Linked DNA regions of Homo sapiens: region 2 is linked to region 1. A link is an interaction called in ENCODE POLR2A ChIA-PET data of the cell type or tissue named here. Cell type or tissue: IMR-90. All regions are shown on one strand. Each heading gives the region's core, and the rest is flanking DNA. Links, peaks and the distances in the headings are about the cores only.

Evidence for each region. Peaks named below come from ENCODE experiments on the same cell type or tissue, not always from the same donor. Only the 100,000 strongest peaks of a DNase experiment are listed, where the experiment ranks them.
Region 2: POLR2A ChIA-PET joins it to region 1 with 7 read pairs; 2 of 35 experiments call an interaction of 5 or more read pairs at or near these places.

What each region holds. Positions count from the first base shown.
Region 1 is chr10:6,144,939-6,150,312 of GRCh38, forward strand. It overlaps a transcript of PFKFB3 not described here and the pseudogene RN7SKP78. Among named protein-coding and RNA genes, the nearest start is that of MIR3155A, 4.6 kb to the right of the region's middle. RefSeq lists a silencer at 1-244, cis regulatory regions at 1-209, 1-265 and enhancers at 305-454, 3,769-3,818. In IMR-90, for the core only: no CTCF peak of the experiment used is centred there; no DNase peak of the experiment used is centred there; H3K4me3 peaks cover 1,578 bases; H3K27ac peaks cover 1,440 bases.
Region 2 is chr10:6,319,044-6,324,417 of GRCh38, forward strand. It overlaps a transcript of PFKFB3 not described here. Among named protein-coding and RNA genes, the nearest start is that of LINC02649, 4.8 kb to the right of the region's middle. In IMR-90, for the core only: no CTCF peak of the experiment used is centred there; a DNase peak (open chromatin) is centred at 3,048.

The sequences.
Region 1 (5,374 bases), core at 111-5,110:
TTGGACGTCGTCCTGTCTGGGTGTCGCGGGCCGGCCCCGCGGGGAGCGCCCCCGGCGCGATGCCCTTCAGGAAAGGTAGGAGTCCCGGTGACGCGGCCCACGCCCCCAGCGCGCGCGGGGACCTGAGCGGCCGCCTGTGGGTACCCGAGCCTTGGGTCCTCGCCAGGCGCGGAAGCACTGTGCACCCGGGCTGCGGCGGTGCCGCCCGGGGCCAAGCGAGACGCGCTCCGCCTTGTCCCCTCCGCCCTGCGCTGCGCCCCGGACCCGCGTGTCCCTCCAGATCCGCACTGTCTCCTCCGGTCCTGCGTGTCCCCTCCGGCCCCACGCGTCCCCCTCCGGCCTCGCGTCTCCTTTCCGGCCTCGCGTCTCCTTTCCGGCCCCGCGTCTCCTCTGCAGCCCCGCATTGTGCCTCCAGACCCGCGCTACCTCCTCCAGACCCGCGCGTCCCCTCTGGCGACTCCGGCCGCCACCACGTGCCCGAGCCGGGGGCGGCACTTGCAGCGAATTCCCGCTTCCCGCTGCGCTCCAGCCCCGGGCCGCAGATATACCAGGGCTCCGGACCCGGAGAGACCCGGAGGGCGGCGGGGCCCGGGGTCCTGAGGGCGGGATTGGTGGGCTCGGGGGCACGGAGAGGGGCAGCGCGGCGCGGGAGGTGGGCAGCTCTGGCCTGAGTCCCACCTTTGCCCCTCCCGCCCTCTGACCCCCGGGCAGTCATTTCAGCCCCCAGCCCCAGTTGCCTCCTGGGCAAAACCGACAGATGGCTAGGGACGGCCGCGTGAGGATGGGAGCCGTCCCCAGAAAAGCAAACTCAGGCCCGCTGATGAGCGCGGCCCGGCCCCTCCTGCAGGGGCTGCCCTCCGCCTTTTCCGCCCTGCGTGCCAGAAAGGCCCGGCTACCTGGTGTTCCTACCCGCACCGGGGGGTCCCAGCGCACCGGACCCCGGTTTACAGGCCGGGTGGTTGGAGGCCCAGCACTGCCCAGAGCCCTGGGCCCCTCTCAGCTCAAAGACCCGGGAGAGAAGTGGGAGCTGCAGAAGTGTGGGGAGGGGGGCCTCGATTTGACTTTCAAATCAGAGTTGTGTGACTCCTGCGCCGTCTGTTTGGGTTGGGAGGGGTTGAGTTCTGGTGATGATTGTCACTCAACACCCGAGACTCCCCCACTGCGACCTGGGCACACTAAGGACGTTGAGGACTGGGGGTGTGTGTGGGGGGAGCCTGGCCTCCCCTGGCACTGGGCCTGTGCTGTGCCGTCTCTCCCTTCCCGCACCCACCCATCTGCCTCTCTTCTCTCATAACTCAGAGGCACGGCCAGCGTGATGCTACGGTTGCCTGGAGGCTGTACCGGACTTGTTTTTCAAACAGAGGGTGCCTAGGTATCAGCGTGGGCTCCTGGCGGTGAAGGGGGTGGCTGCTGACTCTCCTGTCCCGTTGGGGTAGAGAGATGGGGGAGGGTGGCCAGAAGGAAGGTGACAGCCAGCAAGCAGGGGCTCTGCCACTCCTCTGTCAGCTGGACACGTTTAGTCCCAAGGCCACTGTCTTCGGTGTCTCCATTAATCCAGGTATGATTCGGCCACCTTGACTCTGTGGGTTCTCTGGAGGCTCTCAGAGTGTCCCTCCCCCCCTACTCATTAACTGCAGGGGACAATCATTTATCTCTGACTTCATCGCTTCTGCCCACTTTTGTCGATGTAGGCTCTGGTTGGGAAACTCCTAAAAGGGACAGACTTCTGTTTACTTGTGCGCTCAGTAGAGAGCCTTATGCGGCAAAGTATTAAATAGCCAAGCTGCTAATGTATTGTTTGCATATGAAGATTTTGCTTTATGACAGCGTATTTTAGTGCATTATTAGATCACACAGGACAAAACATTTGCAAACTGCCAACCAAGGTAAGCTTTGGTTTTTTGGTTATTATCATTGTTTAATCTGAAGAGACCTTGCTGCATGAAGAGGAAAATGTTATCCTTGCATTTGGCAGATGCTACTTCCTGGAGGTCCCAGAGTGTAAGAAACTGTTGCTTGGCATAAGTGCTGTCTGCGTTTCCCGGTCACCCTGGTGTGAGCCAGGGCACAGGCTCTTGGAGGCTTTATCGAGGCAGAGCTTCCCCAGTTGCAGGTGGGACCTCTCACTTAGAAGTAAGCACAGCAAGTGGGAACTGCAGGGAGCCAGGCCGCGGCTGGGTTTGGTGCTGAGCCGTGGTCTGAAGCTGCCTGGAGGGGACAAGGTCCTCCTGTGAGGGACAGCACGGCACGTCAACCCTGCACTGACGGAGGTGCAGGAGACGCCAGTGCAGCTACTCTTCTGTATTTTTTGACCTTTGAGCGATCTGAATGTGTTAACTATTCAGAAAAGTAATTTAAAAATTGGGAAATGAAAAGACTTTGCCGCCCTGCTCCCAAAACCAAGAGAAGCCATCCGGAGAAGGCGTCCATCCTCTGCGGGCTGGAAGCTGAGCAGGGACAACTGTGGATTCCCTCCCCAGGCTGTGCTTCTGCCTCTTGACAAGCTTCAGACTTTGGGATCAGCTCCGTCAGGGGCCCAGCGGGTACCAGGCAAGTCGAGGAGTTTAATGATGGGGAGATTTGGGTAGGAGATAGGAAAACCGTAAGGGATAGTGCAGAGCCCTGGGCATTAGCACCTTGAGGTTTAAAATGTCAAGTGGCAGAGCCAAAACTAGGGACAGCCTGACAGGGACTGTGGCCTCTGTTGGAGGGGGCGGGCAGTGTGTAGCCTGCAGAGAGGGAGCTGGGAGAATCCTCAACCTAGACCTCACTCCTTCCTCCCTCTGATCTCATGGCTTTGGCAGCCAGAGGGCCGGGGAGCCTGACGGGGTGGTCCATACAGGGGACCTGACGGGGTGGTCCATACAGGGGATCCTGATGGGGTGGTCCATACAGGGGAGCCTGACGGGGTGGTCCATACAGGGGAGTCTGCTGGGACACAGAGCTGGGTGGATTTCCCTTTTGGAGGAGAGAGGGTCTTCAGGGTACAACAGAGAAGCAACCAAAGATCTTAGGTGCTGGTCCTGTCCCTCACTTATGGGAGGAACTAGTGGACAGCTACTGAATGTAGTTATGGGAAAGATGAGTGGTTGTGTACCACGGCATTCATTCATTCTCTAGATTGGGCACTTGCTATGCACCAGCACACGCTAGGTACCAGCTGAACAGCAAGACATGGTGTCTCCTCCCTGGAGCCCACCTCCTGTGCTCTCCAGCAAGTGCCAGGGAGGGGAGTCAGAAGTCCAAATGTAGAGCAGTTCTCAGTAGGAAGCCCCACCTGAGGAGGCTGAACTCCGCATGGAGAGGGTGTGGCACTGGTTGACCTCCTGGACTGTCACACAGGCTGTGGTTAGGTTGGTGCCATGGTGCTGGCTAGAATGGAGCCAGAGGGACTTAGACCTCATATTGCACCTGTCCAACATGGACCGCAGTGGTATGGCACGTGGCAGGCAGGAACCATATCAAGTGGGTGGTGGCTGCATCTGGGCCATGTCCCCTATGCTCAGCGTGAGGCTGGAGCAGCAGCTGACAGTGGCAGTCCTGGCCCAGGTGGGGGAAGGATGGTGCAAGCATTGCCTTCAGGGCTCACAGCTCTTCCTGTGGGTCTCCAGGGTGACGGTGGTTAGAGTGGGAGGAAGGTCTGAGTCTTTGGCCAATCTGTCTAGAAGAAGGAGAAGTTAGTATCTTGACGTGAAACATAAAAGAAATTCATGAGACGAAAAGGAGGCAGGAAGCACTTCAGCTGGACACGGAGAGGAAAGTCATGCATATCATGACTAACTTTGGGAACCACAATGGAGGGACGCTGGGGCAGTTCTTCCTCTGCAAGAACTTCTCTCCTTAGAAATCGAATAGATGGGCCAGTGTGGTGGCTCATGCCTGTAATCCCAGCACTTTGGGAGGCCGAGGTGGGAGGATCACTTAAGGCCAGGAATTTGAGACCAGGCTAGACAACATAGCGAGACCCTCTCTCTACCAAAAAAATTAAAAATCAGCTGGGGGTGGTGGCGTGAACTTGTAGTCCCAGCTACTCTGGAGTCTGAGATGGGAGGATTGCTTGAGCCCAGGAGTTCAAGGCTGCAGTGAGCTACGATCACACCACTGCACTCCAGCCTGAGTGACAGAGCAAGACCCTGTCTCTCTAAAGAGAAATAAATAAGACAGATGGTGTAGACGGTGACTCATCTCAGGTGATGGAGGCGTGGCTCTAAGAGACTGTGGTCTTGAATAAATCGTTGAGGTCCTTTTCAAGTCTAGAATCCTATAACAATGTCTTCAGACAGCAGTGTTCCAAGGATTTTTGTACGTTCCACCTTCAGAGGGACAAGGGAATAGCAGGTGAAAGTTCTAATAATAAATAACAATAAGGCCGGGTGCGGTGGCTCATGCCTATAATCCCAGCACTTGGGAGGCCAAGGCGGGTGGATCACCTGAGGTCAGGAGTTCGAGACCAGGCTGGCCAACATGGTGAAACCCTGTCTCTACTAAAAATCCAAAAATTAGCCAGGGGTGGGGGTGGGCGCCTGTAATTCCAGCTACCTGGGGAGCTGAGGCAGGAGAATCACTTGAACCCAGGAGGCAGAGGTTGCAGTGAGCCGAGATCGTGCCACTGCACTCCAGCCTGGGCGACAGAGTGAGACTCCCTCTCAAAAAAAAAAAAAAAAGATACAAAATGCACTGTGTGGGATGTGAGGGCAATCTGGCTGTGACATCTGTCACCCCAGTAATCGTCAGGGTTGATTTGGCTGATCTGGCTGGCTAGGTGGGTGTCCCCTTCCTCCCTCACCACTCCATGTGCGTCCCTCCCAAAGCTGTGTGCTCGGTCCAAGAGGATGACCATCCCCAATAGAGGAGGACTCATCTTCAGTCAAGGGTACACGAGTAGCTGCACTCCCCTGCTAGAACCTCCAAACAAGCTCTCAAAATGCACTGTGTGACCTTACTATAATATCCTCCAGTTCCATCCCAAGGATTTCACTCTTTTTTATGGCTGAGTAGTATTCCATGTTGTATATGTACATTTTCTGTATCCATTCATCTGTTGTTGGACACCTAGGTTGATTCCATGTCTTGGCCGTTGTGAATAGCGCTGCAATAAACTTGGGGTTTGGATGTCTCTTCACGCCTTTTAAGTTCATGCCTTTTCTGTCACCTTTTCCATTGATTCTATGCACATAGCACCTCTTGCAGGCATATCTTGTCCCATAACCAGACCGGAACACTCATTTGTTCTCAGAATGCTTTCTGCATGGTAACTTGGAGAGCTATTTGAGTTACGGTCTATACCTCATGCTTATATTGGACCTGGTGGTAGCAAGTGTTTCATAAATTCTTCTACTTGGTTAATCTGTCATTTTCTTTTGGAATGAGTAGT
Region 2 (5,374 bases), core at 173-5,172, 170 kb after region 1:
GAAGACTTTGATAAATATTCTAAAAGTGCCTTATCTGTTCTAGATGCTAGAGATTCAGCAGTAAACAAAATGAACTAAAAATAGGACTACCATTTGATCACCAATCCTGCTATGCAGTATCCACCCAAAAGAAAAGGAACCACTCTATAAAAGAGATACCTGCACTCCTATGTTCATTGTGGCACTATTCACAATAGCAAAGATAAGAAATTAAACTAAGTGTCCATCAGTGGATGACTGGTTAAAGAATATTTGGTACATATACACAGTGGAATAGTACTCAGCCATGAAAAAGGATCATGTCTTTTGCAGCAACATGGATGGAGCTGGAGGACATCATCTGAAGTGCAACAACTCAGAAACAGAAAGTCAAATGCCACACATTCTTATTTATAAGTGGGAGCTAACTAATGTGCACACATGGACATAGAAAGTAAAATAATAGACATTGGAGACTTGGAAAGGTGGGAGGAGGGTGAGGGATGAGAAATTATCTATTGGGTGCAATATTCACCATTTGGGTGATGGTTACCCTAACAGCCCAGACTTCACCACTATGTCAAATATCCATGTAACACGTAACAAAACTGTAAAAATAATTGTAAAAATTATTTAAAAATTGTAAAAAATTGTAAAATTGTAAAAAAAAAAATCCCCTAAGTCTATAAAAATTAAAAAATGGACAAAAATTCTTGTTCTAATGAGTCCTAAAAAATTAACTCCCTTGATACATTCTCTTTCTTCCTGATACATTCTATTATCTTTCTGTATTTCTACCAATTAATTTGGTTTTATTTCCCTTCAAGAAATAAACAACAAAACATCTTGTTAAAGGGACCATTCTTGGTCAGGTCAATAAACATAAATGAACCTGGCCAGGCGCAGTGGCACATGTCTGTAATCCTAGCACTTTGGGAGGCTGAGGCAGGAGGATCACTTGAGCCCAAGAGTTGGAGACCAGCCTGGGCAACATGGTAAAACCCTGTCTCCACCGAAAAAATACAAAAAATTAGCTGGGGTGGTGGCATGCACCTGTGGTCTCAGCTACTTGGGAGACTGAGGTGGGAGGATTGCTTGAGCCCAAGAGGTTGAGGCTACAGTGAGCTGTGATCATGTCACTGCACTCCAGCCTGGGTGACAGAGTGAGACCCTGTCTCAAAATAACATAAAATAAAATTAATGAAGAATGCATCTTCTAAGAGACACAGCCTACAGTGGATAAATGAGGAATATGAAGCTGTAGTTCTCAGGAATCTCAAAGTCATTCCTTGGATGCTTTTGGCTCAACCTGGTTTTAAAAAAATGGAAAAATGAAGAAATGTATGAGCTTATAAAGGAGAAAATCCAGAGGTTGGGCTGACCTTCAAGGTAGCAGCAGTGGCTCATGGATGTCATGAAGAAACAGCTTCTTCTTCTTCTTTTTTTTTTTTGAGACAGGATCTCTGTTACCCAGGTGAAAGGGCAGTGGCACGGTCACGACTCACTGCTCAGCTTCCTGAGATCAATTGAGCTGAGACCACAGGTGCACACCATCATGCCTGGCTAATTTTTACATTTTTTCAGTAGCGACGAGGTCTCCCTATGTTGCCCAGGCTGGTCTTGAACTCCTGGGCTTAAGGGATCCTCCTGCCTCAGTTGCCCAAAGTGCTGCAATTGCAGGCCTGAACCACCACGCCTGGCCAGAAGCAGCAGCTTCTGTCTGTGTTCTTCACCCTGCCTGTTGCAGTGTTGACTTTAACCTAAAACTGGCTCTCATCACAGTTCTGGAACAGCTGCCAGTAGCTCTCAGAGCCACATGTTCCCTCATTTGTGCCTGACAGGAGAGAGGCTGGCTTTCCATGGCCTTCAGAGTGGGAAATCACCTTGCTGAAGGCCTCCAGTGAATTTCTGCCCAGTTCTAAATGGTGAGCGTTGGGTTCTGTGTCCATTTCTGAACCAACCACTGTCCATGGAAATAGGATGCCTTTTTACCCTGCAGTGGACATCAGTTCTCCAACTCATAAGGGAGGAATAGAACAGAAGTCATTCTGTACAATTTAAATGTAAAGTTGACCTTTATCCATCTTCTCAAAGCCTTCCCTCTGGGCCTGGTGGTCTCTGTGGGACAAATATTTTCCTTCTTCTCATTTCCCAGGAAGTAGAAGTAGGGTGTGTGTCCTCTCTCCTCCCAACTGCTGATTCCGAAACTTTTTGTTTTGCAAAACCCCATGCTCCTTTGAAACTGATGCCTTTATTCCTCCCTCAGCTGTGTCCTCGTCACCTAGTAAGTTCCTTGTCATGCCCATTCTCTGTTGTTTTTTTAAGTTCTCAGTTTTTCTTTGTATCCTTTCTTCTAATTTCATTCTAATTCAGTAAACAATCAAACAAAAAAGAAATATGTGACCCAACATTCTGCTTCTCAGTTTTTTCCTTTGTTTACTTTTTAAACTTCCCCCTCCAGTGTGATCCTTTCCTTCCCTAAACCCCAGCCATTGACCCTCATCATCTTATTCTGTGTCTTGTCATCAGCAGAAACTGCATCTCTTTTGGAATCTTGATTTTAAATGCCCTGTGTCCTGGCTACTACCTTCCCTCCTTCTTGCTAACTTCCTACTCTCCTTTGCACTCACCCAGCAAAAATCACTCACTCACCCAACCCTGGTTGAACCCAATGATCTACTTTCTTTGTGATTGGACTGAACTGCTGAATACTGTTTGAGAAGCTCACACTAACTGGCTTCACAATGAATTGCAAACCTGACTGATGGCTCAACTCTATGTAGAAATTCTGCAGTGCAACCCTGTAGGCATCCTAGCATCCAAGATGGCCTCATTACTGGCTGCTCCTTCTCCTTTGCCGATTCCGCCTCCACTTCCTGGTTTCTAAACAGACATTCCCAGGGCTTCCGCTCAAGACCTCTTTTCTTCTCTCCCATTCGTTCTGCTCTTTCCACCTCTATTCATTTCCATGAAACACCATCCATGTAACTGTGACTTCTAAATGTCTCTCTTTAATCCAGCGCTTTCCCCTGGGTGTTAGTCTGGTAAATTGTCTGTTGACATATTCAGTTGCTGACTCACAGGCGACTCAAACGGAACATATCCCATGTGAATTTCAAATCTCCCTTTCTGCTTCATCTAAAATTTCTCTTCCAGTGTTCTCTGTTTCTGTAGCTCGACCTTGTCACCGTCTACCCCCTTACTACAGCCCCAGACCCTCAATGTCTCCATTTTCCTCACCAGTCTTTTTCCTTTACACATTCGGCATTCGGCGACCTCCATGGATTCCACCTTCAAAAGAGCCATATCTCAAATCCATCTACCACTTTTCACCTCTGTCACCATCCCCAGGACAGTCCATCATCATCTCACCTGGCTCATGATAATAGAGTCCTAAATGGCTTCCCTGTGGCCACTCTTGACCACTGTAGTCCACACTTCACCCAGTAGCCTGAATGATCTTTGAACAATGTCAATCACATTATCTCACTTCCTTGCTTAAAACTTGTCAATGGCTTCCCACCATGCCTCAAATTCCAGTGCAATCTTCCCTTACCTCCCTCATTAGCCACACTGGCTCCCATCCTCCCTTGCTCGTGATGCTCCAGTAACACTGATGTCCTTTTCAGATCTTAGAATATGTTGAACTCTTTGAACCTCAAGGTCTTTAATGGACTTTCCTTTCACCTGGATTAGTCTTCTTTGGTCTCTTCTCACAGCAGAAATTTCTCATCTCTTGAAACTCAGCTTGAGTGTCGTCTGAAAGATGCCTTGCTGTCCACCTCCTCTAATGTGTGTCTGACTCATTATTCTCTGTCGTGACTCTTTTTTCCCATTGAATGAAACCTCTCATAATCCTAGTTATTTTATTTACTTGTTTATTGTCAGTCTTTGCCATTAGAATGTAAGTTCCATGGGGACAGACCCTGGTGAGTCAGGTTCACTGTTGCATCCCCAGGACCTAAGACCATCTGTTACATTGTCAGTACTTAACAGGTGCCTGTTGAGTGAAACAGATGAGTGAATGTGAATCCCTCTGTGGATCATTCATCATGACCTCGGAGGCCTTCGAAGCCTCACACAGGATATGCTCAGGTATTAGAGTTCTCCAGAGAAGCAGAACCCATTGGATATATCTGTATCTATATCCATAGATATATCAGAGATTTACTATGGGAATTGGTTTATGCAATTATGGAGGCCGAGAAGTCTAAAGATCTGTTGTCTGCAAACTGGAGAATCAGCAAAGCCAGTGGTGACATTCAGTTCAAGTACAAAAGTCTGGGAACCAGGAAAGCTGATGTTGTAACTCCCATCTGAGGCCGAAGCCTCGAGAAGGAAGAGTTTCAATGTCCATAGGCAGAAAGAGAGGGATGCCTCACCTCACTCTGCTCACAGGCTAGTGTCTTTGGCAGGTTCTGAACTCCTTTGAAAGTAGGGTTCTCATATCCTGTCCAGCCTCATGCCCCTTTCTCACTTCTTACCCTGCAGCGCTTAGCTCTGTGTTTTGCACTCCACATGTATTGACTATATAAATAATTTAACTTTTCTACTTTAGTGAAGAGGAAAAAAATTTTCACATACAGATTGAGAAATTTACTTCAACTGGCACACTTGGAGAGATGAGGATTTCAGGTCAGAATTGTTCACTCCGTGCCTCTCCAATACGATGAAAAGACCATCAGTATCACTTCACACCGAAGCCAATGACTGTTATCAAAAAACCAGAAAAGAGCATGTATTGGCCGAGATGTAGAGAAATCGAAACCCATGTGCATTGCTGGTAGGAAGGTGAGATGCTGCAGCTTCTGTGGAAAATGGGATGGTGGTTCCTTAAAAATGAAACAGAGGACTACCGCGTGATTCCGCCATTCTACTTCTGGGCATATACCCCAAAGTATTGAGAGCAGGGACATGAACACCAGTGTTCATAGCAGCATTAATCACAAGAGCCAAAAGGTAGAAACAACCCAAGGCACTTGTACACCCACATTTATAGATGTGTTATTCATAATAGCCAAAAGGTGGAAACAACCCAGTGTCCATGGATAGACAAAGGGATAAACAAAATGTGGTCTGCCCATACAATGGAATATTATTCAGCTTTAACTAAGAATGAAATTCTGACACATGCTACAACATGGACGAACCTTGATGACATGACGCTGAGTGGAATAAGCTAGATACAAACGACAGACACCATATGATTCTATTTACATTAGATTCCCAGAGTAGTCAAATTCATAGAGACAGAAGGTAGTATGGTGGTTACCAGGGCCAAGCTGGGGAGTAATAGGGGGTTAATACTTACGGTGAAATTCTGTAGTGGGTATAGACTTTCAGTTTTACAACAGGAAAAGAGTTTTGGAGATGGATGGTGTTGATGGTTGCACAA